2 separate regions of the Mus musculus genome follow, and region 2 is linked to region 1. A link is a loop called in an ENCODE intact Hi-C map of the cell type or tissue named here. Cell type or tissue: gastrocnemius. All regions are shown on one strand. Each heading gives the region's core, and the rest is flanking DNA. Links, peaks and the distances in the headings are about the cores only. Region 1 overlaps Adgrv1 (adhesion G protein-coupled receptor V1). Region 2 has its middle 8.4 kb from the start of Arrdc3.

The links. Peaks named below come from ENCODE experiments on the same cell type or tissue, not always from the same donor. Only the 100,000 strongest peaks of a DNase experiment are listed, where the experiment ranks them.
Region 2: it touches region 1 in a loop (3-fold over the local background); 2 of 42 quality-filtered maps call a loop at or near these places.

What each region holds. Positions count from the first base shown.
Region 1 is chr13:81,282,171-81,298,810 of GRCm38, forward strand. Adgrv1 (adhesion G protein-coupled receptor V1) reads right to left here. Exons shown (of 90, transcript NM_054053.4): 84 at 1,186-1,302. Among named protein-coding and RNA genes, the nearest start is that of Gm32639, 190 kb to the left of the region's middle. In gastrocnemius, for the core only: no CTCF peak of the experiment used is centred there; a DNase peak (open chromatin) is centred at 6,838.
Region 2 is chr13:80,866,737-80,883,376 of GRCm38, forward strand. No RefSeq gene overlaps it. Among named protein-coding and RNA genes, the nearest start is that of Arrdc3, 8.4 kb to the right of the region's middle. In gastrocnemius, for the core only: no CTCF peak of the experiment used is centred there; no DNase peak of the experiment used is centred there.

The DNA of each region.
Region 1 (16,640 bases), core at 4,641-9,640:
AGATATTATAGTAAATGACTTATTTTCCCTGATTGGAGGTGCTGAAAGGTCTACAAAGCACTAATTTGAGGAGAGACGGATTATTCAGAGCCATCTCCTGCAGAGAGGGAATCATGCATTAGGGGTGCAGAGTGGCAAGGCCAGAGCCCTCCTTTATGACTCTCCTACTGTCAGGCCACACCACGGCAGCTGCTGCTGTTGTTCATGACTGGAAAGTCTTTGTCTCTTCTACAACGGCTCCTCAGGTCAGAACAGGAGCCACGGTCCATCAGATTTTCATGGCCGATATGTGGGGACAGAGATTCCGATCTCCTGCAAGCCTGACAATCAACATCCTATGCTAAAGTTCTGAACTAACAGAAAACAAATAACCATGTTGTTTACTTTGTATCTACTGACAAGTCTCTGTTTAGTATGAGCATTCTCCAGTCCTCCTGGTACAGCCAACACTACTAACTGGCTTCCCCCAGACACTCTTTTCTATCTCCAATTAACCACAAATAAAGATATCTCTCCAAAGTTGAGATGTAATTATATCCTCTCTTTCATGAACAAACTTTTTGATCATTCAGAGAAAATAATTCAAATTTCTTATTCCTCAGGGCCCATATTCCAAGCTCCTTCTGCTACGACCCTTTGGTTTTCAGTCTTACTAAATTTGCCTCATTCTTTTCCAAATTCTCCTCTAGTTACTAGATATATTATTGCATTCACACCATGGTAGAGCTGTGATGGCTACCTCAGATTATTTCTACTTCAGGACAGAGAATATCTGGTACTAAGACCTTGTGATGGTGTGTTTATGCTCAGCCCAGGGCATGGCACTATTAGGAGGTGTGGCTCTGTTGGAGTAGGTGTAGCCTTGTTGGAGTAGGTGTGTCACTGTGGGTGTGGCCTTCAAGATGCCTGGAAGCCAGTCTTCTGCTAGAAGCCCTCAGATGAAGATGTAGGACTCTCAGCTCCTCCTGCACCAGGCCTGCCTGGACACTGCCATGTCTCTTCCTTGATGATTCAAGATGAAGATGAATGAAACCCTGAACCTGTAAGCCAGCTGCAATTAAATGCTATTCTTATAAGAGTTGCCTTGTTATGGTGTCTGTTCCGAACAGTAAAACCCTAACTAAGACAGCCCCCCTCTCACAGGGTCACGGGAGGGGAGCGCTGGGCAGGGAATGAGCTACCAACCTGAATGAGCATCCAGCTAAACTGGCAAAGATACAGGTAATGCGCCACAGCAGCCACAGCGGAGCAGCTCTCCTCGCTGAGGTGGGGACTTGCATATGCAGATGCCAGGAACAAAATCTGGAAGACACAGGTAGTTCTATTTTTAAGTCATGCTAAGATGAATGAAGACCATCCTGAAAATAAGCCACTTTCATCTTAACATGTAATTGAGCCAGTCAAAGGCAAAGTTGACTTGACCTCAGGCAACCTCAAGGGGCAATGTGTGAGTGAACTCGTGTGTTTCTAAGAACCAATTAAAGACAAAATATTGTTTTGTGTTGCTGTAAGTATCTCAAGAGCAAATTCTCTCAAAAAACCATATTTTTGTGAATGCGAGACCAAACTGAAGCACTGAAGTCCACTTGTTCAAGGTAGGTAAGAAAGAGGAGGAAGTGTAGAAATGCCATTCCCGGCTAATGAGACAGGGAGATGAAGGGAATCTTTGACTTTCTATTATCCACAACTTCTTGCCAGATAGCAACATGTGGAACAAACAAGTTGCAAGTCTTAAAATTACCTAAATGGTGGGGTTTCATTATCATTTTCAAGACTCTCACCCTTTCATCAAATATAACTATTTAAATTGCATGTCTATTTCCCTCTTTCCCAACACAATTGAATCTTAGCTCTTTTTATAAAGAGAATCCTCATAGCCATCGACCATACTGTGAAATCATTATCATTATATCACCACAACCAACACCATCACTACCACCATCATCACTACCACCACCACCACCATCATTTTACTCACTAGAATATAATCTGCATAAGGAGAGAAATTTTTACTTTTTTATTCTTTGATAAATTTCAAACATCAAATATTTGGCACCTAATAGAACTAAGTAAACACTTCTGGAATAACTGATCAAATCAAGAAAAATACCATTTTGTATTTTTCCAATATAAGAGTATTATGGGGCAGTGCCACCAGACAGAAGAGCTGTTCAGGCTGTAGTAAGTTCAGAACCCTAATAAAAGTAGAGTTCTCCATGCTGATGAGGTATCTTAATGGGGGTTGAGTGTTAAGCCAACGAGCTTCCCTTCCTGGGCATCCCTTCCTGCAAAAGATATTTAATCTCTGGTCCACCCTGAGTAAAAGTTATTCATCCTCATCCGCCATGATTAAAACAGTTTGGACAAACAAGGCCTGTCTTGTTCATCAAGACCGGGGTGGTATGTGTGTGTGTGGATATGTGTGTGTGTGTTGGGGGGGGGGGTGCTTCGTCATACAGAGCTGAGTCTAAGTGTCTCATAGAAGGCCTTCTTCCAGCCTGGGCTCAGCATGTGTATGCAGACCCTATTCCCAACTCCTCGTCGTCCAGGGATCACAGCAGGATAGGAACCACAATTCTCAATGACATGCTTCCCAGTGGCATGGGAGTTTGAGAACCACAGCATCTATCCTAGATCTCACTGTGATTCCCCCAGAACTTCTTCTATTGTTGAGAATAGTTTTTGCAATCCTGGGATTATGTTATTCCAGATGAATTTGCAAATTGCCCTTTCTAACTTGGTGAAGAATTGAGTTGGAATTTTGATGGGGATTGCATTGAATCTGTAGATTGCTTTTGGCAAGATGGCCATTTTTACTATATTAATCCTGACAATCCATGAGCATGAAAGTTCTTTCCATCTTCTGAGGTCTTCTTTGATTTCTTTCTACAGAGACTTGAAGTTCTTGTCATAAAGATCTTTCACTTGTTTGGTTAGAGTCACACCAAGGTATTTTATATTTGTGACTATTGTGAAGGGTGTTGTTTTTCTAATTTCATTTTCATCCCATTTTTACTTTGAGTATAGGAAGACTACTGATTTGTTTGAATTAATTTTATATCCAGCCCCTTTGCTAAAGTTGCTTATTAGGTTTAGGAGTTCTCTGGTGAAATTTTTGGGGTCACTTAAATATATGATCATATTATCTGCAAATAGTGATATTTTGACTTCTTCCTTTCCAATTTATATCTCCTTGATCTCCTGTTGTTGTCAAATTGCTCTGGCTAGGACTACTATATTAAATAGATAGGGAGAAAGTGGCCAGCCTTATCTAGTCCCTGAATTTAGTGGGATTACTTTGTTTCTCTCCATTTAGTTTGATGTTGGCTACTGGTTTGCTGTATATTGCTTTTACTATGTTTAGGTATGGGCCTTGAATTCCTGATCTTTCCAAGAATTCTAACATGAAGGGATATTGAATTTTGTCAAATGCTTTCTCAGCATCAAATAAAATGATCATGTTTATTTTTTCTTTGAGTTTATGTATTGAATTTCATTGATCGGTTTCCATATATTGAGCCATACCTGCATCCCTGGAATGAAGCCTACTTGATCGTGGTGAATGATCATTTTGATATGTTCTTGGATTTGGTTTACAAGAATTTTATTGAGTATTTTTGCATCAATATTCTTAAAGGGAATTGGTCTGAAGTTCTCTGTCTTTGTTAGGTCTTGGTTTTGGTGCTAGCATAACTGTGGCTTCATAGAATGAATTGGGTAGAGTACCTTCTGTTTCTATTTTGTGGAATAGTTTGAAGAGTAGTGGTATTAGGTCTCCTTTGGAGGTCTGATAGAATTCTGCACTAAACTCATCTGGTCCTGGGCTTTTTTTTTTTTTTTTTTTTTTTTTGGTTGGGAGACTTTTAATGACTACTTCTATTTCTTTAGAGGTTATGGTTTTACTGTTCCTGATTCAACTTTGGTATTTGGTATCTGTCTAAAAAATTGTACATTTCATCTAGATTTTCCAGTTGTGTTGAGTATAAGTTTTTATAGTAGGATTTGATGATTTTTTGAATTTCCTCAGTTTCTGTTGTTATATCTCTCTTTTCATTTCTGATTTTGTTAATTTGGACACTGTCTCTGTACCCTCTGGTTAGTCTAGCCAAGCATTTATTTATTTTGTTGATTTTCTCAAAGAACCAACTCCTGGTTTCGTTGATTCTTTGTAAATTTCTTTTGGTTTCTACTTGGTTGATTTCAGCCCTGAGTTTGATTATTTCCTGCCCTCTACTCCTCTTGGGTGCATTTGCTTATTTTTGTTCTAGAGCTTTCAGTTGTGCTCTCAAGCTTCTATGCTATGCTCTCCCCAGTTTTTTGGGGGGGGAGGGACTCAGGGCTATGAGTTTTCCTCCTAGCACTGCTTTCACTGTGTCCCATAAGTTTGGGTATGCTGTCCCTTCATTTTCATTAAAATGTCTTTAATTCTAAAAAGTCTTTAATTTCTTTCTTATTTCTTCCTTGATCAAGTTATCATTGAGTAGAGAGTTGTTCAGCTTCCAGGTATATGGGAGCTTTCTGTTGTTTTGTTGCTATTGAAGACCAGCCTTAGTCCATAGTGATCCATAGAATGCATGCCATCATTTCAATCTGCTTATATCTGTTGAGGTCTGTTTTGTAACCAATTATATGGTCAGTTTTGGAGAAGGTACCATGAGGTGCTGAGAAAAAGGTAGATTCTTTTGTTTTAGAATGAAATGTTCTATAGATAACTGTTAAATCCATTTGGTCCATAACTTCTGTTAGTTTCACTGTGTCTCTGTTTAGTATGTGTTTCCATGTTCTGTTCATTAATTAGGGTTGGGTGTTGAAGTCTCACACTATTATTGTGTGAGGTGCAATGTATGTTTTGAGCTTTAGTAAAGTTTCTTTTATGAATGTGCATGCCCTTGCATTTGGAGCATAGATGTTAAGAATTGAGTGTTCTTCTTGGTAGATTTTTTCCTTTGATGAGTATGAAGTGTCCTTCCTTATCTTTTTTTGATAACTTTTGGTTGAAAGCCAATTTTATTCAATATTAGAATGGCTACTCCATCTTGTTTCTTGGGAGCATTTGCTTGGGAAATTGTTTTCCAGCCCTTTACTGTGAGGTAGTGTCTGTCTTTGACACTGAAGTGTGTTTCCTGTATGCAGCAAAATGCTGGGTCCTGTTCACATATCCAGTCTTCTAATCTTTGTCTTTTTATTGGGGAATTGAGTACACTGATGTTAAGACATATTAAGGAACAGTGATTGCTGCTTCCTGTTATTTTTTATTTTATTTTTATATTTGTATGGCTATCTTCTTTTAGGTTTGTTGAAAGAAGATTACTTTTTTCCTTTTTCTTGGGTGTAGTTTCCCTCCTTGTGTTGGAGTTTTCTATCCGTTATCCTTTGTAGGGCTGGATTTATGGAAAGATACTGTGTAAATTTGGTTTTGTCAAGGAATATCTTGGTTTCTACATCTAGGGTAATTGAGAGTTTTGCTGGGTATAGTAGTCTGGGCTGGCATTTGTATTCACTTAGGGTCTGTATGACACCTGCACAGGATCTTCTGGCTTTTAGAGTCTTTAGTGAGAAGTCTGTTGTAATTCTGATAAGTCTGCCATTATATCTTACTTGATCTCTTTTCCCTTACTGCTTTTAATATTCTTTCTTTGTTTTTTGCATTTGCTGTTTTGACTATTATGTGATGAGAGAAATTCCTTTTCTATCCAATATATTTGGAGTTCTGTAGGCTTCTTTTATGGTTATGGGCATCTCTTTCTTTAGGTTAGAGAAGCTTTCTTCTATAGTTTTGTTGAAGATATTTACTGGCCCTTTAAGTTGGGAATCTTCGTTCTCTTCTCCACCTATTATCCTTAGGTTTGGTCTTCTCACTGTGTCCTGAATTTCCTAGATGTTTGGGGTTAGGAGATTTTTGCATTTTTCATTTTCTTTGACTGATGTGTCAATGTTTTCTTTGGTATCTTCTGTATAGAGATTCTTTATTCTATTTCTTGTATTCTGTTGGTGATGCTTGTATCTCTAACTCTTTACCTCTTTCCTAGGTTTTCTATCTCCAGGGTTGTCTCCCTTTGTGATTTCTTTATTGTTTTTATTTCCATTTTTAGATCTTAGATGGTTTTGTTCAATTCCTTCACATGTTTAGTTGTGTTTTCCTATAATTCTTTAAGGGATTTTTTGTGTTTCCTCATTAGGGGCTTCTAGCTGCTTACCTGTGTTATTTTAAGGGAGTTATTTATGTCCTTCTTAAAGTACTCTATCATCATGAGATGTGATTTTCAAATCAGAGTCATTTTCAATCTTGTTTTTGATACCAATATATGTATATATCTCTAAATCTCTTCACATAAATAACTCAAACAAAAATGTAGAAGTCATTTAAATTATATGAAAATATATTTTAATATGTAATAAGCAATTATTTTTTGATTTATTGATTGAAAATGAAAATATATTTTAAAATTCTCATCTAATTCTTAGATGTAGAAATATAATTAATAAAATTTAGAAAGGAAATAGAATTGAGTAGAATTTCAGAGAATCTGGGGAATTCTAATAAAATTTGATATAACTCTAACTATAGCGTCTATTAACTCAAAGGCCAAAACTAAACATACCGTAAACATGCCAAAGTTTATACTTCCTCTGCCTAGCACTTTTAAGGTCAGTAAGCAACCCCTGAGGAAATAACCATTCCAGCTGAGACTCACCCAATGGAGCCTGGAGGATGTTGGACCCCCTCCACTCTGCTTAAGCCTCATCTATCTTCTAGTCTACACCCCTGCTGGGGCAGTTCAGTGTGTCTGCCCCTCTCCCCACCGACCAGCCTGCTGGTCTTCCAGGAGATCTGCCACAACCAAGGACACAGGTGATAACCCTCCCAAATAACACCCCAGCTGGGACCCCCATGGAGCCCAGCCCCACACCCACCCCTTACCCCCACTCAAGCCCCAACTCCCTTCAGGTCTGTACATCCTCTGGGGAAGATCAGCGTGCCTGCACATCTCCCACTCCCCACAGTCTGCCAGGCTCCTAGGAAGTCTACAACAACCAGGGATACAGCCTTCCTGTCTCCCAGGAAGTCTGTCATCCAGGTCAGGGGAGGACTGCCCTAACCCAGGAACATAGGAGGTATGCTCTAACCAGGGTCAAAGGAGCCCCCTCCCTTCACCAAAAACAGCACAGTCTGCCTCCCAGGAGGCCTGTCCTAACCCAGGTCACAGAGCTCTGCCTGCCTCCAAGGACAAAAACACTCAGGTCAGTTAATACTAGAGATAACCAGATGGCCAGAGGTGAGCACGGGACCATAAGCAGCAGGAGCCAATGTAATTTCAGACCATCAGAACCCAGTTCTCCTACAACAGCAAGCCCTGAATACCCTAACATGCCTGAAAAGCAAGACGCTGACCTAAAGGCCCATATAATGAAGATAATAGAGAACTTTAAAGAGGATATAAATAACTCACTTAAAGAAACACAAGAAAACACTGACAAACAGGCACAAGCTCTTAAAGAGGAAACAAATAAATCCCTTAAAGAAATACAAGAAAACTCAATCAAACAGGTGAAAGAATTGAAAAAAAAAGGCCATCCAGTTACTGACCCAACTTGAGATCAATCCCATGTATGCACACCAAACTCTGACACTGTTACTGATGCCATATTGTGTTTGCAGACAAGAGCCCATCATGGCTGTCCTCTTAGAGGCTATATTAGCAGCTGACTGAGGCAACAAACATCGAAGATTAATTTTGTTGTGCAACTGCTGTGTAAAGTTTCAAGCACAAATGTGTTATAGTACTCTATAAAGCAGCCAAAATGAGGTAAATTAGCCATATATATATATATATATATATATATATATATATATATATACATATACATATATATAATTTGAACATATGAATTTTCCCTAGAATCTCTTTAATTATTTTTATTTTACATACACACAGTCAATTGTTTATTTATTTGTGTGTATGAGTGTGTATACATGTGTCATTGAGTGCCTATAGAGCTCAGAGTCAAGGTGCAACACACATAAACATGTAAAAATAAATAAATTACTTTAAATATTTTAGAAGAAGAGGGTTAAGGGTAAATTTTTCAATTACTGTCTGTCACTGTAAGCATGGCTACTTTGTAAAAATAGAGTCATTCTTTATATGAAAATGGTAAGGAGGGCAGCAAGTAGCAGCAGAAAAATTATACTTAAGGGCTGGCAAAATCATATTTAAAGGATTCCACATTATCATATATTTATGACATATTATTATACATATACACAGATATACACGCACAGACACTACACACACACGCACACACACACACATACATATATGCTTCCTGTGAATTTCTTAACTTTTCATAGGTTTGAGTTGATTTTTTTATTTTGGGTCAATTAATGGATAAGAAATATCAAGACAAATCAGCATGTAAATTTATTAAATGTGTGCTAACAATGTACTAGATTCAATAAGAAAATTTAGTTTTTCTAAAATTATAAATATGGTAATATGAACTCCAAAACTATTGTAAACTGAAGTACTATGTACACACTTGGCAATGTTTGGTCTCCAGTACACGGGAGGAAGGAAATAACCATTACTTAGTGGGTTTTTTTTTTTTTTTTGTCTTGGTTTGTTTGTTTGTTTGTTTGATGTGGCAGTTGACATTCTGTGGATTCAGCATAAAGCTTGTTTCTCATAATCTTTCAAGACATTTCTCCCTTTGTTACTGCTAAAGAAACAAACTCAAAGGTGTCATGGGTACCTGCTGAGGAAGCCTGAGCTGGGCTTACTCAGCTCTAACTCAGTGACCCTTTCCTATTCTTTACTACTTTTCTTGCTTTGTTGGCATGCAGGTGCCCATGGATGATTCTCCCTTTCAGAAATCATTAATTGCCTACAGTTCTTCACCTGGGGGTGGGGCTTGTGGGATTGTCCCCATCAACATTGGTATGCCAAGTGGTATTTCTACATTTGGGTGTTGCTTAGGTTACCATACTGATGAGATTTCTTGTTGTCCTCTCTGTGTCCTATGTAGATTTTATCTCAATGCAGGCATTCTGATTCTCTGATCTTACAATCTCTCTGGCCCCTCTTCTGTGTTGTTCTCTGAGTCTTAGTTTAAATTGCAAACTTGTTTATTTTATTACTATCACCATTAAAAGATGCTTACTTAAAGCATAGCACTAACACAACTGCTTACAGTTTCATTTTCTAATAAAATGTGAATTGGAACAACTTAAGGTAAATCCTAATTATTGTAAGAAAATAAAGATACGGGTGAAATAAAACTTTAGTCTGTAAAGCTCTGTGATGAGCAATGAGTTTAAAATTTATGATCATATTTTCATTTTACTTTGCAGCAGCATAAAATTCCACTTAGCATATGTTTCCCATTTTATTTATTCAGTTATGTAGGCTGGCTTCATTTCTTAGCCATTGTGAATTGTGTATTGTAATGTGGATATGGAGAGAGATTAGCAGAGAGGGATGAAAGTGGGTGGGCCTAAGAACAATGTGCAATGAGCATATGCTAATGAAGCCTGTTCATTTATATGCTATTCCCAAAAGATTAATAAAAACAAGATTATGTTAGTTTGGATCTTAAATATCTATATCTGTCTTAAATATCTATATCTACCAAAGCCCATATATTACACATTTATTTGCTACAGTGGTGCTATTAGGAACTGGTTGTACCTTTAAGATGTAGGACCTGTGAAGAGCTACTCATTCCTTCTCCTCCTCGTCCCTTCCAGTCTTGAGAAGCTCTGTCCAGCCACATTCTCCTGCCATGATGTGCTACCACATGCTCAAAGCAATGAGACCAAGGGAGCAGAGACTGAGGCATGGGAAACCTTGAGCCCAAAAAAAACCTTTCTCTGTGCATTGCATGGCTATTTGCCACGTTAACAGAAAGCTGACTGATACTGACTGAAAGGAAACCAAAGTTTCCAATATTTAAGGGCCCACAAAAATTACAAAATCTTCTTTATTCTTTTGTCAATAAGATGAGACACAGGGGTCTTCAAACTTAGTGTCACTTTTAAAATGATATGTAACTCGTACTTGTTCCAATACAATACGGAAAAGCTATCATTCTCAGACCCTCTGTACAGTGTAATCTAACTGACTGCTTCCCCAGTCACAGATGGTTATCGAGGAGCACATGCAAGACATTCAGGAAGAGTGGACAGCACGCATACAGCAATTGGCAAGCCCTGACCCAAGCACCGCCCCCATCCAAGCTCTGCCCCTGCCTCCTGCTTTCCAGCTGCTTCTGTTTTAACCATAGTTGACATGCGATGATTATTGCTTGTTATGATAATGTAAAACATATAAGAATAAGGCTTCTCACTTCAGATATCAGTAAAATAGTATTTTATATTGAATTGCATTATCCATGGGGAAAAGGGATATATAAATAAGATGATTGCCTGAGAATTAGTAATTTACAATTATGAGAACATAAAATGGATGCACACCAAAGCCCTGTCACTCCCGACAAAGCTTCAAATGGATTATTTTCCTCTCTTCTTCTAACATGCTCCCAGTGTCCTATTATTTTATATAAAAATCAGGGATACAACTTACTCAAGGAATCCACTCCTTTATTCCTTCATATTTGTGCAATTAATTGTGAGATTCTACCTGACATACTTTTAAAACAGCTCTTGATAGAGCCAGTCCCTCCAAACTGGACTTTTTCTGTCTACAATTTACATTTGTTATAACCATATTAGTATTATGTAATCTGTGTACACTCATGTATACTAATATGTTTGTGTTTGACATGTGAGTATATAAGTTCACTTCTGTGGAGAAAGAGGAACACTCCTTGTTGGCGGGATTGCAAGCTTGTACAACCACTCTGGAAATCAGTCTGGCGGTTCCTCAGAAAATTGGACATAGTACTACCAGAGGATCCCGAAATACCTCTCCTGGGCATATATCCAGAAGATGTCCCAACCGGTAAGAAGGACACATGCTTCACTATGTTCATAGCAGCCTTATTTATAATAGCCAGAAGCTGGAAAGAACCCAGATGCCCCTCAACAGAGGAATGGATACAGAAAATGTGGTACATTTACACAATGGAGTACTACGCAGCTATTAAAAACAATGAATTCATGAAATTCCTAGGCAAATGGATGGACCTGGAGGGTATCATCCTGAGTGAGGTAACCCAATCACAAAAGAACTCACATGATATGTACTCACTGATAAGTGGATATTAGCCCAGAAGCTCAGAATACCCAAGATACAATTCGCAAAAACATATGAAACTCAAGAAGAACGAAGACCAAAGTGTGGACACTTTGCCCCTTCTTAGAATTGGGAACAAAACACCCATGGAAGGAGTTACATAGACAAAGTTTGGAGCTAAGACGAAAGGATAGACCATCTAGAGACTGCCGCACCAGGGATCCATCCCATAATCAGCCTCCAAATGCAGACACCAGCAAATTGCATACGCCAGCAAAACTTTGCTGAAAGGACCCTGATATAGCTGTCTCTTGTGAGGCTATGCGGGGGCCTGGCAAACACAGAAGTGGATGCTTACTGTCAGCTATTGGATAGAACACAGAGCCCCCAGTGGAGGAGCTAAAGAAAGTACCCAAGGAGCTAAAGGAGTCTGCAACCCTATAGGTGGAACAACAATATGAACTAACCAGTAACCCTGGAGCTCCTGTCTCTAGCTACATATGTAGCAGAAGATGGCCTAGTCGGCCATCACTGGGAAGAGAGACCCCTTGGTCTTGCAAACTTTATATGCCTCAGTACAGGGGAACGCCAGGGCCAAGAAGTGGGAGTGGGTGGGTAGTGGAGTGGAGGGGGAGCATATGGGGGACTTTTGGGATAGCATTTGAAATGTAAATGAAGAAAATACCTAATTAAAAAAAAAGGAAAAAAAATAAGTTCACTTCTGTGCACATGTGTTTGTGTGTGTGTGTGTGTGTGTGTGTGTGTGTGTGTGTGTGTGTGTTCCTCTCTGTCACCTTTGGAGGGCAGAGTTTGATGAACAGAGGACTTCTTCAGTTGCTAGTCATCTTATCATTTGAGACAGGTCTCCTTACTGAGTTTGGAGCTCAGTCTTTTAGCTCTGCTGGCTGCTGGCCAGGAGTTCTGTAACTCTGCCTGTCTCTAGCCCCTCATCCCGGGGTTGCAGCTTACAGACATGCCAAAGTTTTAACACAGATGCAGGGGAATCTAAACTGAAGTCTTCATGGCTTTATAAAAACCATGATCCCCAGACCCACACTTACATATTTTAAAGCAAAAATGATCATACTTCACCTTCTGGGGACTTTGAAGATACTTTTTTAGAAAACAAACAACAACAACAACAAAAAAAAACCAAACCTATTCCCTTTATTCTCTGTTTTCTCTTCTTTTAGATTTCCTACTACCCAGTCATTGGACTCCTGGCCTGACTCTTCCATTTTACAAATATCTTTAGACTTTTTTATATCATTCTCTTTACACACAACTTCAACATATTGAAGAAAAGTATTCATTTAAATGTTTTAAATTTTTGATTGTGAGTCTAAACTTTAATGGCTGAGCTATCAGTCATGGGGGTCAGAGGGAGGGAGGGACCTGGTGGGAGAGGGGACAGGGAGGGGGGAGGGGAAACATGATCTACTACTGGGGGTACAGGACCAAAGCCCTAAAGGCCAGCAGAAAGAATAGAAACAGGCAACCTTGGAAGTAGGATGTGAGGGAACCCTCTATAATGTACAGAGACCCGAGAGATAAGAGTCTCTCAGAACTCAAAGGGAGGAACCTTGGGTGAAATGTACAACAATGCGGAGAAGGAACTTGTAGAGTTCACGTTCAGTACAAAGATAGGACATCAAGTGGAGGGATGGTGTTGCAACCCCATAATCATAAGTGGTCACTCAGAATTGTTCTTGTCTGAAGGAACTGCAGGAACAAAAATGGAGAAGAGCCTGAGGGAAAGGAGATCCAGTGACAGACCCAAACTGGGATCCAGCTCAAGGGAAGGCTCCAAGGCCTGACACTATTATTGATGCTATGGTGTGCCTACAGACAGGAACCTAACATGGCTGCCTTCCGAGAGGCCCAACAAGCAACTGAAAGAGTTAGATGCAGATACTAGCACCCAAGCAATGGACTGAAGCCAGGGACCCCTGAAGTGGAATTGGGGGAAAGCTGGAAGAAACTGAGGAGGAGGGTGACCCCATGGGAAGACCAGCAGTATCAACTGACCTGGATCTCTGAGATCGTTCAGACACTGGACTACCAACCAAGCAGCATACACTAGCGGGTCCGAGGCCCCTGACACATATATAGCAGAGGACTGCATGGTCTGGCCTCAGCGAGAGAAGGTGCACATAACCCTTGAGAGACTTGAGGCCCCAGGGAGTGGGGAAGCCTAGTGGGTGTGGGGGAGGGATATCCTCTTGAGATGGGGGGGGGTATGAGATGGGGAACGGTTGGGGTGCACACTGGGAGGGAATAAAATATTGACTATAAAAGAGGATTAAAGAACAAAAATAAATAAATTTTAAAAAGTAAAAGTTTTAAACTGGATTACAATATGGTAATGTATACTAAGCTTGGAGTACAACATTTAAAAATGTGTAGAAATATGTAGCCAAGATCAAGATATAGTAGAATATGTTTAATGCCTTGGAAGTTTCCCTCTGGCACTTCCTAACATGATCTCCACATGTATAAACATCACTAACTGTGATTTTTGCCTCTTCTCAGACTACAAATAAATACAAATCAACACCATGTATAATTCCATGCATGAAAGATTTCTCTTGTTAAGCATCTGTGAGATACATTCATGTTGAATTCCATTGATACATTCTAATATGTATTATTTACTCTTCTGCTAGATATTATCAGTTGTTTACAAGATGTGGTTACCACTAAGGAAGATGCATTAAGTATTCTATATATCTATGTTTTATAAATTACTTCTTTGGGGGTATATAACCAGACTAACATAAATGTAGATAAAATGTGTTTTGTGTTTAATAGTTTGCATGTAGCAGTAACCTACAATAAGCACTTAATGCTGTATGTTATCTGTTTTAATTTTAGTTAGTCCAGTTGAACAGTTGTATATCATAGTGGTTCCTAAATGTATATGTAAATACACACACACAAATACACACACATCTGGCCAACATACAGTGTTAGGGATCAAACCGAGGCCCTTCCACATGCTAGACAACTAACTGTTCTACCATGCTAGCCAAGTGTTCTGTCACTCAGTTACATCTTTTGCCTTTGGTTTTTAAGGCAGGATTTTACCATGTAGCTCAGGGTGGCCTTGAGCTTACTTTTGGTTTAACCTAGACTTGAGTTCCTTCCTATATTTTCTGGGTGCTGGATTACAGGTGTCTAACATTAGGCTCAACTGTCAACTACTTTTAACCTGGATCAACACCTGATCCCCTAGAGATAAATGTCAACCTGACTTTTTAGTATTCAATCTATATCCACTTTTTGATGTTTCATATTCTTATATATATGCCTTCATTCTTCATATTAGGCTGTACGTGAAGGTGTGAGGGAGTCTTAGGTGAACGTGTAAGACATGGATGGAGTCCTGAGTGAATGTGTACTGTTGGCATGTGCACAGACAAGTCAAAGGCACTAATGCTTTCAGTGTCAGTGAACTGACAAAGCCTTCTGGATGAGGCTCCAAGTGGTGGTGACGTCTTGCTCTGTTCCAAGAACATGTGTTTACGAATGATTAAGTAAATACAGCTTCCTCCTCTGTGATGAGTGCACCCTGAGCCTGCTACCTTACAGAGGACCCCTACAAAGACCAGCTAACCCTGACTTCTCCTGCTGTTCACAATAGACAGAGGTTTCAGGTTATTGCCCATCAACCAGGGTGAGCATAGCCCATCTGATCCCAGCTTCTCTGTATGTGTGTCTCAGGTCTGTCCTTTTTTAAAAATAATTTTTTATTAGATATTTACTTTATTTACATTTCAAATGTTGTTCCCATTCCTGGTTTCCCCTCTAAGAGCCCACTGTCCCCTTCCCCTAACCCACCCACACCCACTTCCTGGCCCTGGCATTCCCCTATACTGGGGCATATTGATTCACAGAACCAGGGGCCTCTCCTCCCATTGATGACGAATAGGCCATCCTCTGCTACATATGCAGCTAGAGCTATGAGTCCCACCATGTGTACTCTTTGGTTGGTGGTTTAGTCCCAGGGAGCTCTGGGGGTACTGATTAGTTCATATTGTTGTTCCTCCTATGAGGCTGCAAACCCCTTCAGCTCCTTGGGTACTTTCTCTAGCTCCTTCACTGGGGACCCTGTGCTCAGTTCAATGGATGGCTGTGAGCATCCACTTCTGCATTTGTCAGGCACTGGCAGAGCCTCTCAGGAGACAGCTACATCAGGCTCCTGTCAGCAAGCTCTTGTTAGCATCTGTAATAGTGTCTGGTTTTTATTGGATGCATTCCCCAGGTGGGGCAGTCTCTGGATGGCCATTCCTTCAGTCTCTGCTTCACACTTTGTCTCTGTAACTCCTTCCATGGGTATTTTGTTCCCCCTTCTAAGAAAGACTGAAGTATCCACACTTTGGCCTTCCTTCTTCTTGAGTTTCATGTATTTTGCGAATTGTATCTTGGGTATTCTGAGCTTCTGGGCTAATATCCACTTATCAGTGAGTGCATATCATGTGTGTTCTTTTGTGATTGGGTTACCTCACTCAGGATGATATCCTCCAGATCCATCCATTTGTCTAAGAATTTCATGAATTCATTGTTTTTAATAGCTGAGTAGTACTCCATTGTGTAAATGTACCACATTTTCTGTATTCATTCCTCTGTTGAGGGACATCTGTCCTTTCTTTATTTCCTTGTCATCTGAGTCAGATGACTCGGGCCAGGCTATGCCAAACATGGCAGAACTTGGCTCATTTGCTTTCATACTATAAAGATTTCAGGAGTTAGTACCAAAGAGTCCCAGATATAATTTTTATATCACCAGTAATTAAGGTTTTGAGTATTAGTATCTACAAAATTAAACTCAAAATAATAATTACCTTATAGAGAAACTATGAAAACTAAATTTTCCCATATCTAGTATGTGTCACCCTTTTCTATTTAAGTTAGTGGTTCTCAACCTTCCTAATGCTATGGCCCTTTAATATAGCTCCTCAGTTTGTGGTGACCTTCAACCATATAATACTTTTGTTGCTACTTCATAACTATAAATTTGATATTGTTATAAACCATAATGTGAGTATCTGATATGCAAACCCTGTGAAAAGGTCACATGACCCCAAAGGGGACACGATCCACAGGTTGTGAACTGCTGATTTAGGGAGATACTTGGGATAAGAACACTGCTATTTATTGGATCTGGGGGAAGTCTTAAGTTTTAAACCTTGGCAAAAATATGTTGCATGGGTGTGTTATACCAAATCTTTAAAAGTTTATGTAAACTTTATATTACTCAATAGACCATGTCTATTTAAATCTAACTAGATATTAATGTTTTCATGCTATAAGGTAACGCCAGTGTTGGGCGTGCAGAAAGACAGGGCATCTGTGTGCTCTTCTCCCCATAAGCTCAGCTCCACAGTAAGTATGTAATCCGTCTGCGGACAAGAACACAGACTGTCTGTCAGGCAGTGCCTACTC
Region 2 (16,640 bases), core at 6,294-11,293, 410 kb before region 1:
GGAAATGAGCTGGAAACTTCAGGTGCTTGAAACCTGCCCAATAGTGAAAGGTAAGACCCACAAGAAGTGATGAGGCAGGCTGGAAAGATGGTTCAACAGTTAAGAGCACTGACTGCCTTCCAGAAGTCCTGAGTTCAATTCCCAGCAACCACATGGTGCCCACAACCATCTGTAATAGGATCTGATGCCCTCTTCTGGTGTGCCTGAAGACAGCAATGTGCTCACATTAAATAAAAAAATAAATAAATGGGTTTTTTAAGAGAGAGAGAGAGAGAGAGAGAGAGATGATGATGATGATGATGATGGTGGTGGTGGTGGTGATGATGATGATGATGGTGGTGATGATGATGATGAGGAGGAGGAGGAGGAGGAGCCAGTGGGGCTCCATTCATTGGTTGAATTTTTCAGTGATATTAATGTTTTTTTTTTTTAAGTTCAAAGATGTATCTTTATGGAAGCATCAGTTGGCAACCTCACTGTTGGGAAATTATACTGTGCACTTTTATAACCTACAAGAGTGTACTAGTTTTAATTCATCGCAACTATGTAACTGTCATGATTTGAATGAGAGGAACCCCCACATGCTCATGTTTCAATGCTCCGTCCCCAGTTGGTGGAACATTTTAGAAAGGATTAGGAGGTGTGGCTTTGTGAGAAGGGGTGTGTCACTGGGGGTGGGCTTTCGGGTTTCAACGCCCTTGCTCCATTCCCAGTGTGCTGCTCTACCTCCTAGTTGAGGATCAAGATGTTGCTGCTGCCATCCATACCTTTGCCCCACCATCATCAGTACCAACCTTTTGAAACCAGAGACCAAATTAAACACTTTCTTTTACAAGTTGCCTTGTCATGGCATTTTGCCACAGCAATAGAAAAGTAACTAAGACTGTAAATAACCATCTAATATGTCTTGGATTTGGGCCTGGCACAGCCCCTTGTGCCTGTAATATCAGCAGTGAGGAGGTAAAAAAAAAAAAAATCAGCATAACATGAAGGGTAGCTTGGGATACATGGAAGTTCTAAGTCAGTCTAGATTATTGAGTAAGATGCTCAAAAATTAATAATATATCCTGAATTCTAGATATTAAAAGATGATACCTCAATCTAAAATTTGACTCAAATTGGTTTGTATTTGATAATATATGTTTATAAGACAAAAGTATATATTTTTAGGTTTCAGCTATAGAATGCTGTCTCATCTGATGCTATAGGTTTTCTTGTAGTGGGGTTTTATCTGGTCTCTTCCCATAAATATTGGGGTGAAATCTAGGAATTGGCAATGGTGGGAAGAGCTAAGCATTAAAATCACCTGGGTTTTCTTGTGTTGCCAAGGTGGCTGATTAAGTAAAGCCATCCGTTGCCAAGCGTATTAACCTGAGTTCAATCCCTGGGACCCACATAGTGGAAGGATACATGTAGCACATATGCAACACAACATGCCCCAACATTCACACACACACACACACATGCACACACATGTATACATACACACACACATACACACACACACACACACACACATACAGGCACACAAACACACACACATACACCACACATATAAATGGATACATGTAATCTTAAAGTTTTGTTTCTTCTCTGTGTCTTACTAGCTACATGATACAGGACAAGTTTATTAAAATTGAAGAGCCTCAGTTTTTCAAGATGGCATTAATATCCCTTAATTTGCTATCAAAGTGTCACAGGATTAGAAATAGAAAAAAATTAAAAATCAGCTTTGGTTATTACATTTGCTGGTTTCGCTGTAAATGAAGCTGAGCAGACAATGTTGTCTGAATTGAAAAAGCAGCCCACATGGTTCACATTACTCAGAGCAAAGTTGGGCTTGAGGATGGCCCAGCAGTTAAAAGCACTGTTCCAGAGATCCTGAGTTCAATTCTCAGCAATCACATGATGACTCACAACCATCTATAATGGGATCTGATATGCTCTTCTGGTGTATCTGAAGAGAGCGACAGCGTACTCATATAAATAAAAATAAATAAATCTTTTTTTTTAAAGTAGCAAGGTTGAAGGCTGCTCTCCTCCAGTGTCAATCTTTGACCCAGGCTGCCAGAAGGAGATATGTTGGCTTGTTCCTGGCAGTAGTCTGGTCTCAGCTCTTGGGAAGATAAGCAAACCATCTCTTCCAGCTCTGTGATGAGTATATGGGTATATGGTGAGCCACTGCTGGCAATCCATTACCCATAGCTCACATCGTACTTTACTGTCCTTGCAATATTTTCACTACTTATAATTACATTCCAAACATTTGGGTGAACATACTCATTCCATAACTCCACTATTAAAAATGCAGATTCCATTGGAGAAGGTAATTTGTCTCTATAGTTTTCCACTACTGGACTTTAAGTGTCTAGAATGGTAGCTAGACCATGTAGTGAATTCAAGATATACTTATTAAATAGATAAAGCATCAATGTAATGTATGAGGATCAGGAAATTGAATGGAGGTATATAGCAGTCGGGGATGGGAAGCTGTGGGTAGCCACTAGAAAGTTCAAGATGTGAGGAAATGAAGAGGCTCCCAGGACCCAATGGGGATGACATTAGCTGAAATACTCAACAAAGGGGAGAGAGAACCTATAAAGACCCTATCCAGAGGTTAGGCACTGCCCCTGGTTGAGGAATGGGGCCACCCGTCCATCTTAAAAATACAGAATTGTTACTGTCTAAAGGAAATTCAGGGACAAAGAATGGAGCAGAGACTGAAGGAAAGGCTATCCAGAGACTGCCCCATCTGGGGATTCATCCCATCTGTAGACACCAAACATAGATACAATTGCCAATGCCAAGAAGCTCTTGCTGGTAGGAGCCTGGTATGGTTGTCCCCTGAGAGGCTCTGCCAGAGTCTGACAAATACAGATGTGGATACTTGCAGCCAACCATCGGACTGAGCATGGGGACTGCAATGGAGGAGTTAGGGAAAGGACTGAAGAAGTTGAAGGGGTTTGCAACCCCATAGGAAGAATCACATTATCAATGAACCAGAACACCCCCCCCCAGAGCTCCCAGGGACTAAACCACCAACCAAACAGTATACATGGAGGGACTCGTGGCTCCAGTTGCACATATAGCAAAGGATTGCCTTAGCTGGTATCAATGGGAGGGGAGGACCTTGGTCCTGTGGAGGCTTGATGCCCCAGCATAGGAGAATGCTAAGGGAGTGAAGTGGGAGTGGCTGTGTGGGTGGGGAAGCACCCTCAGATACAGGGGGAGGGTGTATGGGATAGAGGGTTTGCAGAGGAGAAACCAGGAAGAGGGATAACATTTGAAATGTATATAAATAAAATATTTAAAAAGATAATGCATTATTGTGTCACTAAGCATAAATTTTCATTCCATCAACCTGCTGGTGGAGAATAGCTATCAGCAGTCCAATCCACTGCAAAGCCTACAAACTACAGAGTGACTGTACCAGCAAGATGTGTTCAGTGCTATAATGGTCGCATTAATGTCTTGGAAATAACCAACCGCTGTCTCATTGGATTTAAGGACCCCTATCTGAGCAATACTATCGCTATGATGAAACTAAAAGCAAGTTGAGAACGAAAAGGTTTACTTAGCTTACATGCCCACACCATAGTCCATCACTGAAGGAAGTCAAACAGGGCAGGAACCTGGGGGCAGGAGATAACGCTGAGGCCATGGAGGAATGCTGTTTACTGACTTGCTATCCATAGCTTGCTCAGCCTGTTTTACTATAGAACCTCGGTCCACTAGCCCAAAGTTAGCCCTACCCAAAAGGGGCTGGTCCTCCCACATCAATTAATAACTAAGAAAATGCTCTATAGGTTCTAGTCTTATGGAGACAACTTCTCAACTGAGTCTCCCTCCTCTCCAATGACTCTAATTTGTGTTAAGTTGGCATAAAACTAGTGAACATAGCCTCTCAATACAAAAGAACTCATGCCCAGTACTGTTATCCTAATCAAGAACATGTGACTAGAGAGGTCAGAGGTCCTAGAGATCTACTACTACCATTTTGCTGAATCGATATAGTATACAAGTGCCTTCCAATACTTATCTCTATACCTATAGGTAAGTGCTGCTTGCAGCCATCATTAGGGAATCTCCTTTTTTTGCAACAAGCAGAGGCTATTACAAAGAATACAACTAGTCAGAGTGCATAGAATAAATGACTGAGTGCACATGAAATTCCAAGACTTGGAGAACATCACAGAAGAGAGAGGCAGATGACGCTAAGAGCCTAAGAACTACTTCAAAATAGGGCCTTCTAGACATGACAGGAACACTTTACTCATGAATTCTCAGCAATATGGTTACATGCATAAGAACACATTAGTCAACATTCCCACATATTTAGAGGAAGAATTCACAAGGCTCCACCCCTAGTTGAGAAGTGAAGGCAATCTGTGACTACTGAGGGAAGGAGAGATTCAGTTTTCTTCAGGTCCATCCCCCTAGTAGTTGTTCATGCCTAAGTGGTCAGTCCTATACCAAGTGCCTATGGGCAACATTAACTTGGTGTGGTAGGAGGAAGAGGACATGGGCATGGGGGTGGGGGGAATGGGAAGAGTTGGAGGGGAAGAGAGAAGTGCATATAATGAGCATACATTGTTATGCATCAAAGTCTAAAACTAAGGCAAAATAGTTTTGAAAATTTAGACCTAATTTAAGAACAATTAAGTAATTCACAAAAAGTCATTATTGGATGATAAACATTTTACAAATGTCTTATATAAGAAATGGAAAGGGGCTTTGTACTGACAAACTTCACAAAAAATTGCTCAACTGACTATGTCTATGGTGGCTTGGTGGTAGAGCACTTGCTTAGCATATGGGAATGTCTTTCATTCAAATCCAGTACCAAAAAAGAAAAAGAAAAAAAGAAAACAATTGTTTACCAATGTACAACTTCATCAATTAAAAAAATAATATAATTTTAAATTTCACCCAAAATCCTGAAGAAGCTTTAGACCCTGCAATGATTATATTGATGGTCAACATGAATCATCTAGAATCATCTTAGAGATAAATATCTGAACATATGTAGGAGGGAATTCTAGACTTGGTTGAGGTAGGAAGACCTACCCTAATGGGAGTCCTGAACTATACAAAAAGGAGAACTTTTGTTAGTATAGTTATTCACTACTCTCTGTTTCCAGTCTGCAGATTCAATGTAACCAGATCCCCTGAGCTCCCAAGTCATAAGTTTCAGACCAGGAAAGAATATACTCTAGAACTATGAGCCAAGATATATCCCTACTTTCTTAAGTTGATTTTGTCAGAATTTTGCCCAGCAATGTATAAAGTAACTGTGTGGTTTGAATAGGTATGTTTTCCCATATACTCATGGGAATGGCACTATTAGAAGGTGTGGCCATGTGGAATTAGATGTGGTCTTCTTGGAAGAAGTGTATCACTATGGGGTGGGCTTTGAGGTCACATATGCTCAAGCTATTCCTAGCCCTCGTCTGCTGCCTGTGGATCAAGATGTAGAACTCTCACCTTCTTCTCCAGCACCATGACTGCCCACACACTGCCATGCTTCCTACCATGATGATGATGGACTAAACCGATGAAACTGTAACCCAATTAAACAATTTCCTTTATAAGTGTTGCGTTGGTCATTGTGTCCCTTCATAGCAATAAAACCCTAACTGAGACAGTAACTAATGTAGACCTTATGATAAGTGAAAATAATTTCTGAAAATGGTTGACCACTGATGCTCAACGTCAGATGCCAAGATAAAGTATTGAAGTGCTATAATTGAGATAAGTTTATTCCTCCCAAAGCCCATGGGTTAGATGGATGGTCCCCAGTGTAGCAGTAGACTGAGGTAGAAGAAAATATAGGATTTAAAGTCCAGTGGAAGCATATTGAAGGGCTTTACCTACATCAACAGATTAATGCTATTTTCTGGGAATGAGTCAGATTTCAAAAGATGAGATCATTTCTAAGGAGAATAATTTGGGGGGGGGTTATAATACTCTACTGTGCCTGCTCTGCCCACCCCCCACTCCCCCCACACACACACTAGCCTTTTGCTTTCTTTCTTATTATGTGACTTTTCTGTCCTCTTGTGAGTCCTGCCATGATGCCATCAACCATGTTGTATTAAGATCCAAATAAACTTTTCTGTAAAAAGTACAAAGCCTTTGGTATTTAGTAATAATTAAATGAAACAGATCAATACAGGGGGATTGATGAGATAAGTAAATATCTTAAGGATTATATAAAGTCAAGATTTTCATTGTCAGAGAAAGGAAATAGGAAAATGGGAAAAATTAGTCCAGTGATGCTGAATAGGATCTGATGATGGAGTACAAGGGTGACGATTTGGATATGCTTGGCCCAGTCAGTGGCACTATTAGGAGATGTGGCCTTGTTGGAGTGGATGTGGCCTTGTTGGAGGAAGTGTGTCATTGTAGGGGTGAGCTTTGAGATCCTCCTCCTAGCTACCTAGCCATGTGGGTGCCAATCTTCTCCTGGTTCCCTTTGGAACAAGATGTAGGATTCTCAGGTCCTTCTCCAGTTCCATGCCTGCCTGGATGCTGCCATGATGATTGTGGACTGAACCTCTGAACCTGTAAGCTAGCCCCAATTAAATGTTGTCCTTTATAAGAGTTGCTTTGGTCATGGTGTCTCTTCACAGCAATGGAAAGCCTAATTAAGACAACAGGTGTTAATTTATAACTTATTATATGGAAACAAATAAATACTTATTTAAATATGGTTCTTCTTAGCAAGTAGGAGCTGGTAGTACTAAAACAGTTGATAAAATGAGTTTTCATACCAAAACACATATTTACAGAAACTTATAGTAGTTTACCAAAAAATATTAGCCACAAATTAAAAATTAACTTGCAGTAGAGAATTCTGACTGTCTGCCCTTGAATCAAATGGGTGGAATGAACATGCCAGGACTGAGATAAATCAAAACCATGGATACCTGGGAGTCCATCATGAGAACAGCATCCATTCTACCTTATTTCCTGCCAAGAACACAATCTGAATTACAAGGCAATATTAAAGTCACAAACATAAAGGAAAACAGAGAGAATTGTTTCAGACTGGTATTGGTTTGAGTCATGAGAACACCAAGGCACATCACAATTTTGGGCAGGGGACTTTTGCTACAGACTAGGAACAACTATCAAAATGTCAACAGAGCCTGACAACTTGGTGTAGTAGCTTCAGAATTCAAAGGTAATTCCCTAATACTGATGCTGTATATTGCTCTGAAGAGACACTAGGATCACAGAAACTCCTACAAAGGAAATAATTTAATTGGGGTTGGCTTACAGGTTTAGAGAGTGAGTCCATTATCACTATGGTGGGAACCATGACATCACACAGACAGACTTGGTGCTAAAAAAGAAATCAAGAGTCTACATCTGGATTAGAGGGCAACAGGAAAAGAGAGACCACTCCTAGTTTGAGCATTTGAAACCTCAAAGCCCACCACAGTGACACTTCCTCTAACAAGACCACCCCACTCCAACAAGGTCATACCTCCTCATGCCCCACCCCAAGTATTCACCTATGAGCCCATGGAGACTGTTCTTATTCAAATATCACAGATGCTTTGTTGTAGTTATGTAAGAAGGATGCTTTAAGACATGTGAGTGGCCCTATTCAGGGGTGCAGACGTAATAGGTTGTTGCTATTCATTAATGGGTGAAGCAGGGTGTGGTTTCATGTATTTGTAACTTTTCCATGTTTCCATTGTAACAGTTTCAAAAAGTTTGAAATAAAACAAGAAGACAGAGAGAGAGAGAGAGAGAGAGAGAGAGAGAGAGAGAGAGAGAATATAAATGAGGGCATAGGGAAAGAAAGAGGGGGAGGACAAGAGAAGGGAAGGAGAGGAAAAAAATATTTGTCATAATCAAATTTGTGGAAATGTGAGAGCTTGGCAATATATGTTGCTGAAAACTCAGGAACTTTCATGAAGATCCTCTCCAGGTTGGTAAGTTCCAACTCTGTTCCAACTGAGATCCTAGTACCAAGAATCCCTGAAACTAAGAGGCATCTAGCTGAAGTATGTTTCAAAGGCTAGGCCCACATTTAGAGAGACGTTTAAAAACAAGTCAAAGCTGAAGAGTTGGGGCTCAAATTCAAGATAGGAAAGGATAAACAAAGCCTGCCCGATGGAACCTAGTTCTGAGTGGATTCTCCCACCTTTGTTGTTGTTGTTGCTGTTGTTGTTGTTGTTGTTGTTGTTGTTGTTGTTTTTCGAGACAGGGTTTCTCTGTTTAGCCCTGGCTGTCCTGGAACTCACTTTGTAGACCAGGATGGCCTCAAACTCAGAAATCCGCCTGCCTCTGCCTCGCGAGTGCTGGGATTAAAGGCGTGCGCCTCCACGGCGACCTCTCCCGCCTTTCTAAGTAAAGCCAAATGTTTGACTGTTTCCCAAATTACCTCTGATAAAATCCACTGTGTTATTTTGATTTGCAAAATACAAATGAACTAATACCACTGGTCAATTTGGTTTTGAGTTTATGTTCTTGGGGCTTCTGAAATCTCAATCAGGAAGCCCACTTGCTCTGTTCCTTGACTGATTGATTGACAAGCTCACTTGCTCTCTGAGCCAATCACAGAGCTGTGTGACTGAAAGTGGTCAGAAGCTCTTCTCACAGGACACCGTCGTAGTCTCAGCAAGAACTAGGAAAACAGAAAGAACTAGGGAAACAATGGTGGGAGTGTAGGGAAAAGTGCACAATGAGCGTGGTGGCACATGCCTTTAATCCCAGCACTCGGGAGGCAGAGGCAGGTGGATTTCTGAGTTCGAGGCCAGCCTGGTCTACAAATAAATAAATAAATAAATAAATAAATAAATAAATAAATAAATGAAGTTCACATTGGCGAAGGAATGTAAACTCAGCTACTACAGCTCTTATTTAAACCCAATCCAAACACCACACACCAAGCCCTCCATTAGCCCTCCATTACCAGAGTCCATTGGGGGTCTACTCCATTTTCTTTCAACTTAAAGTTTATAAGTTAACTCCCATTCTACATTAAGAAAGGAAGGAGAGAACGCAGTTTACAGATCATTCCAGTGGAAGAAACAAGCCTTTAAAGGAGCTAGAATTATGCTTATCTTCCATGATCTGAGAAAATCCCTGTGATTATTAAGTTTAATAATCCTATTAATTAATGGCATTTCAAAGTTCAAATGAGTTTTAAATTTTAGGAAGCTATCAAATGCCTCAAGAATGATATCTATGGACATTGGGAATTCCAGAAAATGGGACTTAAAGAGGTTAATTTATTCTGACAGGAGGATGATTAATGTAAGGTAAAATTACTTAATCTCTAATTAACCTAGTCCATTATTGAGCCCTTAACAGGAGTCACTCAGAAAGAATTCTGTGGAGAATGTCTGAAGACAGTACTGCTGCAGGAGACAATCACTGTGTCTGCCACTGGGGGATGCCCAAAACCACCTTCATATCTAAGCCACAACCTAAATTTTTTTGTTTAAATCTTTGTTAAAGAAAGTATGAGGCATAATATTATCAAGTATCTTTTAACACCAACTTTACTGATAGAGGTTTTTCAAAAACCTTAATGGAAAATAAAAAACTATTTTTTAATCATCCCAACTGTGCTTATAAACAAAAGTCTTTTAATAAAAACGGTTCAGCATGGGTGTTGAACTGTGCGTTCATGTGTTTTGTTTAGATAAATTGTTATTTGTAGGAAATGGATGGAAGTTAGAAGCATAAGTTAAGCAAAATAAGCCAGACTCAGACAAATATAATTTAGATTTAAAAGGAAAAAAATAGATATGCATTATTGGGAGATGTAGAGGGAAATGAGCAGGAAAGGTACAGTGGACTTCAGAGGGTGATAGTGTGAAGAATATGATCAATGTACAAAGGTACCTATGTGAAAGTGACCAATGTGGGAAGATAAACTCATAAGTGTATTAGTGGCACACATAGTATGGGGGTAACCTGGTGTTTTCTGATTAGATTTCAGACTCACTCCACTGAGGGAAACAAATGAGTGGTGCTATAAATATGGCCTAGAACCCATGGTTGGGGAGTTCCCAGGCTCCAAGAATGAATCTTGTACTACCATTCTGTTAAATGGGCATTATCCCTGTCTTAGTTAGGGTTTTACTGCTGTGAACAGACACCATGACCAAGGCAACTCTTACAAGGATGACATTTAACTGGGGCTAGTTACAGGTTCAGAGATTCAGTCCGGTATCATCAAGGCAGAAACATGACAGTGTCTAGGCAGGCACGATGCAGGAGGAGCTTAGAGTTCTATGTCTTCATCTGAAGGCTGCTAGCAGAATACTCACCTCCAGGCAGCTAGAACTAGGGTACTAAAGCCATAACCATGACACATCTACTCCAGCAAGGCCACACTTCCTAATAGTGTCCCAAGCATACACAAACCATCACATTCCACTCCCTGGCCCCCATAGGCTTGGTCAAACATATGAGTCTATGGGAGCCATACCTAAACATAGCGTAATGCAAAATACATTTAGCCCTACTTCAAAAGTCCCCATAGCCTATAGCAGTCTCAATAATGTTAAAAGTTCAAAGTTCAAACCCTCTTCAGAGGTTCATCCAAGCACTTAACTTTAATTTCCAAAGAAGGACAGGAAACCAGCTGGGCAAACTCCAAACTCTGTATCTCCATGGATAATGTCAAAGTAGTCTTCAGATCTTCAACTCCTATTTCATCTTTCTTGACAGCAACAAACTTCTTACTCCTGGGCTGGTTCCACTCCCTGTTGGCAGCTTTCTGCAGTAGATAGCCCATGGCTCTGGCATCTCAAACATCTTGATGTCTCCAAGGCATCTTCAAAGTTACAGCTTCTTGTTCCAATGTCTGGAATCCACAGATGATCTTCTGGGCCCCTCCAATGGCTGGCGTCTTCTCCAGTTCTGCCCTATGTAGCACTCTCATCTTAGGTTGATCCACTCCACTTCTGCTGCTGTTCTTGGTGATCATGCCATGGTACTGGCATCTCCAATACACTGGGTCTTCTACTGCAACAAGGCTTCACCAACAGCCTCTCATAGGCTCTCTTCATTGTGCCAAGCCTCAAATCCCTTGCATAACCCCTTCAGTCTTGGGCTGACAACTGCAACTGAGGCTGTGCCTTCACCAATGATCTTCCATGGCCTCTCACAGTGCCAAGTTCTTCATGCCTTTAAAGCAGTACCACCTGGATGACTCTTACACATTACCAAGTATAGCTGCAGCATGAGGTAAAACCTTGGTTATCTCTGGAACAGAGTTTCTTTATGCTCTCAGAAAATAATTCCCAGAAGATTTTAGTTCAATGATGCTGATCTCTTCTTAGTCACCACTAATTTCTTAGTTCCTGCTAACCAGCATCAATTGTCCCAGTAGACCCTTCTATACTGGACTCTAAAGTCAGAGCCACATGGGTAAAGCTGCTGTATTCTGCTGCTTGCTGGGGCTGGAACATGGCCCCCTTTATTCTATTTTTAGTTTTCTGTTTTCCAACTTCCATACTACCTAAGCTTAGCTGTCCTGGAACTTGCTCTGTACATTGACCTTGAACTCAGAGATCTGTGTGGCTCTGTCTCCTGGACCTTTAAAGGTGTGTACCACCATGCCTGGACCTAAACTTAACTGAGTGGGATCTTGCTGCAAAGTCCCACTCTCTTAATCTGGTATCTTCTAGGACATAGGATTCAGCACTTCCTGGTCCCCCTTTAATATTTAAATCATATATTTTATATTTTTCCTTTCTAAGCTTGCTACTCTTGTTCAAAATACTATTCATGAGAATTAGCCAGAGAATAATGTCTCTGCTGGGCATTTCTGAGACTTCCTTTGTATTGAATTGTACGTTCTTTGTACTGATTCAGTATTCAGAACAACTAGAAAATCATGCATAAAAGTCATAAAGTAGAAACCTACTGAATAAAATCTGTGTGTTTTAATACTGATATAGCTTTTTAACCAATAAAACTACAGCAAATCCTGTCTTCCTTTATTTTCTATTGCAGTGATAAAAAGTATGACTAAAAGGTACTTGGAGAAGAAACAGTTAATTGACTTCCAACTCACAGCCCAATGCTGAGTAAAGTCAAAGCAGGAACTCAAGTCAGGAGGCTGGGTACAGAAACTCAGTCAGAAACCATGGAGGATGCTGCCTACTGGCTCTCCACGGTTTACTCAGCCTGTTCCGTACAATGCCCAGGGCCATCTTCCAATTATGCCTGTCCTCCCCCAATGCCATACAGACTTGTCTACAGACCAACCTTATGGAGGCATTTTCTTAACTAAGATTCCCTCTGCCTAAATATGTGTAGATTTGTGTAAAGTTAACAAAAATCATCCAGCACAAATCCTTATTTTTTTAAAATAAAGTTGGATATTATACCAAGGTAAGGATATCATGGGTAGCATTCACTTTAAAAAGAAAAATTACTCTCTATTTTATTTATTTATTTATTTATTTATTTATTTATTTAATGTACATTGGTATTTTGACCACATGTATGTCTGTGTGAGGGTGTTGGATCCCTGGGAACTGAGTTACAGACAGTTGTAAGCTGCCATGTGGATGCTAGGAATAGAACCAAGGTCCTCTGGAAGAACAGCCAGTGCTCTTAACCTCTGAGCCATCTCTCCAGCCCCAAGGATTCACTTTTTAAATAAGGGTGATTTGAACTTAATATTTTTTTAAGATTTATTTATTTATTTTTATGTATATGAGTACACTGTAGCTGTGATGGTTGTGAGCAACCATGTGGTTGCTGGGATTTGAACTCAGGACCTTCGGAAGAGCAGTCAGTGCTCTTAACCGCTGAGCCGTATCTCCAGCTCTTGAATTTATTTTTAATTCATCAGTCTCATCTGATTTTTCTTTGTGTGCTGTTAGATAAATATATATATATATATAAAATAATAAAAAATTTTTAAAAAGTATCTTCCCATATAATTCTATAACCTTACAGTGAGCTTATGCTTAACACTGGTAGTCAACATTTATCGAGCCAAATGAGGGCAGAGAGGGCAGTGAAATGCCATCTTCTGGTTAGACTCCTCATGAAGTCACAGAAACTGCAGGTTACCTGCACAAGACCAAGCCAAGCAAAATCCTAGCCTAGATTAGAACGGTGCTCTGTAGTCTCCATCTCTTCCTGGGGAGCTAATGGCTACTGGAGAAGAAAGAATCACTCTTTGGTGGGTTTCTTTGGGAGGAGCTTGTGTCCCACAGATAAGACAGCCTGACACAAGTCTTTCAAAGTCCAAAATGATAAAGCATTGAAAGTCTGACAGATTTTCCCAAGTGAAATACATACATAACTATAAGGAGTCAGGCTAATCCTGAGTAGGAATTTCTGATGCATCTTCTCTCCTGTAAAATATGCTGGTTGACACAGTTGCTGCAAAAATCAAAAGGTTTATATTACAAAAATAATAAAATAAATCCAAGTGCCAGTTATGTGTGAGAATTTACCAAGCCATAGATGAAATGTGCTGTCTCACAACAAAAGGTCACTTGAAAACATCTTCTAGAGTAGCACGCCCTCAACCAACTTTTAGACTTAAGTCACCTCACCTGCAAGTGTCCCATGAGACACTCTCTTGATTGATTTTAACCATAACTAGTCAAGTGAAATTCTCCCCAAGCAGGAACAACAGCAACATGAACAGTGAGCTGATGGTGGATTAAGATCATCTCCTGAGGATGTTCAATGACTGTAAGTAAGGGTAGTTAACAACGGTAACACTAACCGGATGCGTGAAACCCTCCACAACGCACATAGAAAAGGTGGCAGCCACAGGTAACGTCTGGGTTTTTATTATATTATTTTTTGATATTTTCTTTGTCTGTCTTATTGGTGGCTACTGTTTTTGTCTGTTGTTTGTTTGTTTGTTTGTCTTGTTTTTAACAGGATCTCAGATAGCCAAGACTGGACTTGAATCCCTGATACTTCTGCCTCTACCCCTACCCCCAAATCTAGGATTACAGGTGCCCCAACCATGCCTGGCTTTTAGAAACCTCATTATCAAGAGAGACTACTAGGTGACGGGAAGGGCAACATTCCCCTAGTACAAACTTTCAGTCAGTAAAATGTGAATTTCCTAGGAGCCGATTCCTCTTGGTGACTCTCGCCTTTAAATTACATATTGGCAACAACAAGCCAAGCCAACAAAGGGGGCAGAAGATGTACTTGACAGGAGGAGAGACTTAGCAGATGAGTAGGAGGACAAAGCATATGAGATGTAGGCTGGGTTGCAGCAGGAAAGAGCCTTGGTGTGAAGATGAATAGCTGAAATCTAAATCAAAATACAATAGTGTCCCAGTGAAACATCAGAGAAGCCCAAGATAGCACGCCACAACCCAGCACTCCCAGCTGTCTCAAGGGGAGACATTTTGAGTCTGCAAATGCAAAGTTATTAAAATCAAAGAGAAATAACATACAAAATTTGACCTAAGCATAACATTTCTTTTAGAAATGAAAATATACACAAGTACTTAGAGGTACCAGCATATTTGTTTGTTCGTCATGCTTTTGTGGCTTCAATAACTAGGAGGGGAAAGCCAAATGAATCAAATATACTTGTTTACACACTTGAGGAATACTATGTAACAAAACCTCAAAAGGAAAAGGGGACCAAAGGGAAATAAATGCAACATGGGTAAAAATTATTGGTTAAGGTTTAGCATGTGTCCATTACTAAAGTCTTTGAGAAGTCACATTAGACTAATAGCAAAGTAAATCTAATGAAGCAAAAGATCCTAGGAGCATCAAATAAAAGAGGGAGCAATACAGGGATGGTGTTGATTCCCCATTAGAAACTTTACAAACTACAAACAATACTAGGATCCTTTTCCATTAAATGCAATTCTCAGGCTCTTACATAGTGATCCTTAATTTTCAGAAATGTGATACAGTTCACAGCACCCACGTAGCCACGTTCACATCTATAACTCCAGTAACAGGGAGTCTGAGGCCACCGATCTTCTGGCTTAACAGGTTCCAGAACACACAATGCGTGCTCTTACATAGATATACATACATAAATAAAATTTAAAAAATAATGTAAATTCTCGTTGTGCCCACTTTTAACTCCACTCCTTGCTCAATCTTCTGTGGTGTCTAATGCTGAAATCCACCTCATACTGAAGGAAACTTGACATTCTAGCAAAGACGTGGCTGTTACCACTAGGGGGAGAAAAACACCAATAGTATTTGTTACCAACCCTTAGCCCAAGGGTTAGACACTTTACCTGGATTATCCACCAGGTGTCAACCAAGAGAAGAAAGTTGCCCCTACCCCCCACCCCGGACCAAATACACAGATGTGTAATTTTATGCATAAAAAGCTAAACTCTTCTTGGCTTTTCCAGTAATTATTCTTCACATAGTTATATTTTAGGTTTTTTTTTTCAGTTCAAGTGTCAAGTTCAATCTAACTAAACATGTAGATTTTTTTTCTTTTTTAAATAAAGAAAACAGCAAGATGAATGTGTTTAGTTTGTTGTGATTCGACCTATCCAGATTTATCATTCAAAAAAAAAATCTAATGTTTAACTATGGACAACCAACCCCCCACATTTTTTGGTTAGGCATAATACAGGATTTTATAACATAGCCCTGTTATGAGGTTATGTTGATTGTTAATGATCTATTACCCCCTAAATCCTGGTGATGTTTATGACTGAGTATTTTACTCAAGGCATTAAAAAAGGAGAAATGTGCCTGTATTTAAAGATGCAGCACGGCAATTAGCATGTTGAATTAAAAGTAAGGCTTAACAAAATTAAGCCTCACTTATATAACAAATCATACTTAAAAACCAAAAACCACCTTATATGCTTTCCTAAGGCTTTTCAGTCTGTTGTAAACAATGTCAGCTAAATGACTATGTTCAAACCGCCTCTTATGAGGTGGTAATTAGGGGTGTGAGCTCTATTCTTATTCCTGATACAGGAGTTGTAATCGAGTCATTCCCTGCAAAAGGAGCAAAAGGTGATGTCTTGAAAAAGGACTTTTTCTCCCTTCGAGGAAGTGGTCAGGCCTACACACTACACAGACAACTTGATTGGGTTTGATGCTGTAGGAGCTGAAGACGGGAGCTGCCTGGAGCATTGTTCTTTGGCTCCTCAGGCCTTGGCTTAGTCCATTGCCACCCAGCCTACAAAGTCCTGCTTGCTTTTGTTATTTCTATCCAAGTCAACAACGCTTTCTTCTATGAACAATATTTGTCTGCTTTTTATTACGTTTCTTTTGAAATTCATTAGCTCAGACTCGGGCCACCAACCGCTTGCCCAACTGGTTTCTCCCCTTCCCCCACGGCTCGCACGTCCTCCGGGTCCGCGGCCCAGGCGCACACTCCTGGCCTGGCGCCGCCGGGTCCCTCTGCTCAGCTCCGGGAGCGCGTGCGGGGCCGGCGCTGCGGCCGCGGCGGGGGTGGCGGGGGTGGCGGGGGTGGCGGGGGTGGCGGGGGTGGCGGGGGTGGCGGGGTGCCCGCCTGCCAATCGCAGCGGCCCATGCACCGAAGTCGGCGGCGCCCGCTCCACACCTACTGTACCGGGAGCGTGCGGCAAGAGCCGGGCGCGCGCCGCGCGGGAGGGAGCGCGCTGGAAGGCTGGCCGCAGTCGCAGCCTGCGCCTGCGCACTAGGGTTGTTTTTCACAAAGC